2 separate regions of the Homo sapiens genome follow, and region 2 is linked to region 1. The links are chromatin loops, found by intact Hi-C in ENCODE. Cell type or tissue: heart left ventricle. All regions are shown on one strand. Links, peaks and the distances in the headings refer to the core of each region. The heading gives the core; the rest is flanking DNA.

What was found. Hi-C counts contacts between places; a loop is a spot of excess contacts. Peaks named below come from ENCODE experiments on the same cell type or tissue, not always from the same donor. Only the 100,000 strongest peaks of a DNase experiment are listed, where the experiment ranks them.
Region 2: it touches region 1 in a loop (2.4-fold over the local background); 61 of 110 quality-filtered maps call a loop at or near these places.

What each region holds. Positions count from the first base shown.
Region 1 is chr16:4,943,377-4,946,281 of GRCh38, reverse strand. No RefSeq gene overlaps it. Among named protein-coding and RNA genes, the nearest start is that of PPL, 7.7 kb to the right of the region's middle. RefSeq lists enhancers at 1,871-2,384, 2,385-2,898, 2,899-2,905. In heart left ventricle, for the core only: no CTCF peak of the experiment used is centred there; DNase peaks (open chromatin) are centred at 288 and 1,241; H3K27ac peaks cover 1,360 bases.
Region 2 is chr16:4,853,673-4,856,577 of GRCh38, reverse strand. The region is part of intron 2 of UBN1 (ubinuclein 1); the gene reads right to left. Among named protein-coding and RNA genes, the nearest start is that of UBN1, 7.6 kb to the right of the region's middle. In heart left ventricle, for the core only: no CTCF peak of the experiment used is centred there; no DNase peak of the experiment used is centred there.

The DNA of each region.
Region 1 (2,905 bases), core at 227-2,726:
GACATTTGCCCAGGGTCACACAGTTAGGAAATAGATCAGTTGAGATTTGACACCTCAGCTCACTGGCTCTTCCCCATGGTACAGAGAAGTTAAGCCACCAGCCCACAGTCCCGCAGCTGGGTGCATGGCAGAGCCAGGGTTCAAACCCAGGTTGGCTTCAAACTAAACCCTAATTTGGCTTTGTGTTCGGCCCCTTGTGGCCTAGTCTGTCCATCACTGAGTCATCCTGGCTTGGGAGGAAACGGGGCCCTGACCTCCTGACCTGGGCTGTCCTCCATCACACCTGGCACCGGCCCCAAAAATGCAGCCCCACCAGTCTGGGCAGTGTGAGGTGAGGTGGGGCAGGGAGGAAGCAGGCTTGGGCGTTGGACAGAAGATGGGAGTTTTGGGGCTGGGTTGGGCAGCCTGTCCTGCCGGGATCCTGAGCCAGCAGAGCCTGTCCGGCCCCACCCAGCCCCTCTTTCTGCCCTGACAGTGTGACTTCCTCACTTGATGTACCCACCCCTGAGAGGCCTAGGGCCAGGCTTGACAAGTGGGATCCAAGATGTGTAGCAGGTTGTGTCAGAAAGTGCCCCGGGGGCTGGGCGCAGTGACTCACTCCTATAATCCCAGCACTTTGGGTGGCAGAGGCAGGAGGATCATTTGAGCCCAGGAGTTTGAGACCAGCCTGGACAACATAGCGAGACCCCAACTCTACAAAAAAGTTTTTTAAATTAGCCAGGCGTGGTGGCGCCCCTGTGGTCCTAGCAACTCAGGAGGCTGAGATGGGAGGATTGCTTGAGCCCAGGAGTCTGAGGCTACAGTGACTTGTGATCATGCCACTGCACTTCAGCCTTGGTGACAGAGCAAGACCCTGTCTCAAAGAGAAGAAGAAAAAGGAATGTGGCCCAGGGTTCAAGATGAAGTGTCTGAAATCCCAAAAACCTGGATCTGCAAGATGGGCTGATGGGCTTTTCATAGTCACGGTGGACCCCAGCCATGGGTGGGGCAGAGTCGAAGAACCCTTTGCTGAGCCCACGGCTAACCCCTCAGTGGCTGGGGAGGGGAAAAACCAGGGTGGCCAGGGGCTCAGAGCAACCGCTATTTAACTACCGGTTGGGAGCTATTTCAATATTTTGATAACACACAGGGCTGTACAGGTGCATTCAGGAGAGAGCCAGGAGGCGGTCATCGGAGCAGCGGCTCCCTGGGCCGGCAGGAGGGCGGGGCTGCCTGGCAGGCAGGGAGAAGTGGCATTCTGCCAGGGGGCCCGGGCGGGTAGGGGCCTGAGGCACATTCTCAGGGGATGACTCAGGGGCAGGCAGAGCATGACTCACCGTAGACCCTCTCCTGCTCCAGCTGCCAGGGCCTGGCCTCCCCTCTGGCCCCAGGAGAACTGTGGGGAGCTCACAGGGCCCCCAGCCCAGAGCTGAGCGTGAGTCAGCCCATGTGGGCTGGAGGGCCAGCACAATTTTCCACTCCTTGAATTGTCCTGTAAGAAAAGTAAACACATGTTACAAAACAGGGGTGAAGCTGGGCCAGCCCCCTCCTGTCCCCTCGGAGCAGGGACAGGAGCAGGGCCTTCATGCCAGGGGCTGTGCACACATCCCTGCCCACCGGCTCTTCCCAATTTTACAGATGGGGAAACTGAGGTCTAGAGAGGTTAAGAGAGCCACCTGCCCAAGGTCACACGGCTAAGGTGTGAGGTGGAGCCAAGTTTCAAACCCAGGTTTCAGGCTGAAACCTGTAAGTGTATCCCGGCTGTGGGCAGACCAGGGCTGGAGTTACTGCAACATCTGTTTCTGTTCACAGCCGTGTTTCTCAGGGTGGCCCCAAACTCACCTGCCTCAGCATCCCACGGAGTAGGTGTTTGTTAAAATGCAGATTCCTGGCTGGGTGCGGTGGCTCACGCCTATAATCCCAGCACTTTGGGAGGCTGAGGCTGGTGGATCATTTGAGGTCAGGAGTTTGATACCAGCCTGGCCAACAGGGTGAAACCCCATCTCTACTAAAAATACAAAAATTAGCCAGGTGTGGTGGTGCATGCCTGTAATCCCAGCTACTCAGGAGGCTGAGGCAGGGGAACTGCTTGAGCTTGGGAGGCGGATGTTGCAGTGAGCCGAGATTGTACCACTGCACTCCAGTTTAGGCAAGAGAGTCAGACCCTGTCTCAAAAAAAATGCAGATTCCTTGGTGGCTCATGCCTGTAATCCCAGCACTTTGGGAGGCTGAGGCAAGAGATTGACTTGAGCCCAGGCATTCAAGACCAGCCTGGGTAACACAGCGAGACCTCATCTCTATAATTAATAAATAAATAAATGCAGATTTCTCGGCCCTGCCAAGACTCACCCAACCGTAATCTCTTCCAGGGAGGGACCCTGGAATCTGCATTTGTAAATGCACCCCAAGTTGGGGTGCATACAGCCACAGATGGGAGAATGGCTGTCTCGGAGAGGGCTCGGGATATATCCCACATGTCCCTCTGTCCCGGGCTGGGCGAATGCTGCCCCTCTTGTTTCAAACTGGTTCACAGGCGAATACCCCAAACACCTCTCCAGCTGCTAGGGCAACAGTGATGGCAAACAAGGAGGGCGGGCGTGAGGAACCCTTCCGAAGTTGGTGGCCTCCCATGAGCTGGCTGCCTGGTCTGGCTGCAGGAACACAGGTTTCAGGGTCGCTGAGGGTGGCCTGGTTGCCAGGGAACAAATGGCCCTGAAGGTGCGAGCAAACTCGAGGAAAGCAAGCACCCTCCCCCACCCCGGCAGGCTGGCCCTCCACCCACGGCAACAGAGGGGATGAGTCACTTGGCAGGAGAGGGCTTCGCGGATCCAAACAAATCCCATCTGCCCAGAGGAGGATGCATGGGGTGAGAACGGATCTCCCACCCCATCCGGCCTGCCCACAAACGTGTGGTGTGTGCACGTGT
Region 2 (2,905 bases), core at 307-2,806, 90 kb after region 1:
TGTGTCGTACCAGACTTAAACAATGACCATATTGTAATTTCTGTTACCTGCGGTGGTACCATTCTCTCAAAACATCTATAGGATGTTTGTTTTGAGGCTGGTACAGTGTTTTCTCTAACTTTCTATAGTCCTCTGAGTCTAGCACAATGCCTTCATACTATTAAGGACTATACACTAAAAGAACTGCTGCACAAATGTGCCTGATTTTATTGTATTTTTAACACTGCAGAGTAGACCCACGACGATTTAGGAGTTCTGAACCCGAAGTCCAGGACTGAATCCTCTGAATTGGATCAAAATTCTCTGTGTATCCTCCATGCATTTTTCTGCAATGGTGAAGGGCATCTGTAGTCCCCAAAAAGGTGACATCAGAGCACTGGAGTTCTAATTTCAGTTGACCTGCTGATTTGGTTTGAACCCATGAATAAACACATTAACCAACTCCTGCTCCTGTCTCTTCCTCTAAAGGAAGAAGATACCATTTTCCTGAAACAGGAATTATAAAGGGATTTGAAATTACTTTCTGTCATTCTGCCCAGTGGTGCTCATGCAACAGGCTGACCCTTGGTACAGACTCACAGGCCTCCATTCTGGCAATCAGGCAATCAGATCTCAATCAAGGAAACACTTTTTCTTTTTTGGTTTGGTGTTTTTTGGTAGGGGGAGATGGAGTCGCCATCACCCAGGCTGGAGTACAGTGGCATGATCTCAGCTCACTGCAATCTCTGCCTCCTGGGTTCAAGCAATTATCCTGCCTCAGCCTACCGAGTAGCTGGGATTACATGCATGCACTACCACACCCGGCTAATTTTTGTATTTTTAGTAGAGATGGGTTTTTGCCATGTTGATCAGGCTGGTATCAAACTCCTGACATCAAGTGATCCGCCTGCCTCGGCCACCCAAAGTGTGGGGATTACAGGCATGAGTCACTGCGCCAGGCCTTCCAGCCTTTTTTTTTTTTTTTTTTTTTTGACACAGGGTCTTGCTTTCACCCAGTGCGGTGGTGTGATCACGGCTCACTGCAACCTTGACCTCCCAGGCTCAAGCAATCCTCCCACCTCAGCTTTCTGAGTAGCTGGAACTTCAGGCATGCACCATCATGCCCAGCTAATTTCTGTATTATTTTGCACAGATGGAGTTTCACTATGTTGCCCAGGCTAGTCTTGAACTCCTGTGGTCAAGTGATCCTCATGTCTCAGACTCCCAAAGTGCTGGGATTACAGGTGTGAGCCACTATGCCAGGCCAAGAAAACACATTTTTTTAATCTCAGGAAAAAAAGATTAATCCTTCTAACCAAAAATACCCTCCGAACAGCACACCTGTGAATAAGACCGACTGATCACTTGGCACTGAGGCATACTGCTAGAAAATTCACAACATGATTTCATTCTCGTTCCACACTCAGACAACTGTGAACCAATTACCAGCCTCATCCCCATTTCACTAAGAGACATGCTAGAGACCACAATGCTGCGAGTGTGGGGCCCACTTACCTTTTCCTCAGAGCCTAGCACAGTGCAAAGGCAGACACAGGTGCTTAAAAATGCTTTTCACGGGCCAGGCACGGTGGCTCACGCCTGTAATCCCAGCACTTTGGGAGGCAGAGACGGGCGGATCACGAGGTCAGGAGATCGAGACCATCCTGGCTAACACGGTGGAACCCTGTCTCTACTAAAAATACAAAAAATTAACCAGACGTGGTGGCGGGCGCCTGTAGTCCCAGCTACTCGAGAGGCTGAGACAGGAAAACGGCATGAACCGAGGAGGCGGAGCTTGCAGTGAGCCAAGATTGCACCACTGCATGCCAGCCTGGGCGACAGAGCGAGACTCTGTCTCAAAAAAAAAAACAGCTTTTCACCTAGGCGGTACTCAAATACCATACAATTCCATCTACATAAAATACAAAAACACGGCCAGGTGCGGTGACTCACGCCTATAATCCTAACACTTTGGGAGGCGGAGGTGGGTGGATCACTTGAGGTCAGGAGTTGGAGACCAGCATGGCCTACATGGTTAAAATGGTAAAACCCCATCTCTACTAAAAATACAAAAAAAAAAAAAAAAAATTAGCCAGGCGTGGTGGCTGGCACCCGTAATCCTAGCTACTCGGGAGGCTGAGGCAGGAGAAACATTTGAACCTGGGAGGCGGAAGTTGCAGTGAGCCAAGATTGCATCACCGCACTCCAGCCTGGGTGACAGAGTGAGACTTGGTCTCAAAAAACAACAACAACAACAAAAAAGAGAGGCCAGGTGCTGTGGCTCATGCCTGTAATCCCAGCACTTTGAGAGGCCAAGGTGGGTGGATCACAAGGTCAGGAGATCGAGACCACCCTGACTAACACATTGAAACGCTGTCTCTACTAAAAATACAAAAAATTTGCCGGGCGTGGTGGCGGACGCCTGCACTCCCAGCTACTCGGGAGGCTGAGGCAGGAGAATGGCGTGAACCCGGGAGGCAGAGGTTGCACTGAGACAAGATGGTGCCACTGCACTCCAGCCTGGGCGACAGAGTAAGACTCTGCCTCAAAAACAAAAAAACCCCACAAATCTAAGCAGATCTAAGCTGTTAGAAATCAGGGCAGTGGTTGCCCATAAGTATTGAGGTAGTCTTCTGGCAGGGCAGAAGGAGGGTTTCTGGGGTCCTGATAAATATATTTTGTGACCTACGTGCAGGTTACATGGGGGTACTGAGTTCATGAAAATCCATCAAGTTGTGGCTAGGTGCAGTGGCTCATGTTTGTAATCCCAGCACTTTGGGAAGCCAAGGCAGGCAGATCACTTGAGGCCAGGAGTTTGAGACCAGCCTGGCCAACACAGTGAAACGCCATCTCTACTAAAAACACAGAAATTAGCTGGGTGTGGTGGCGTGCACCTGTAGTCAGTCCCAGGTACTCGGGAGGTTGA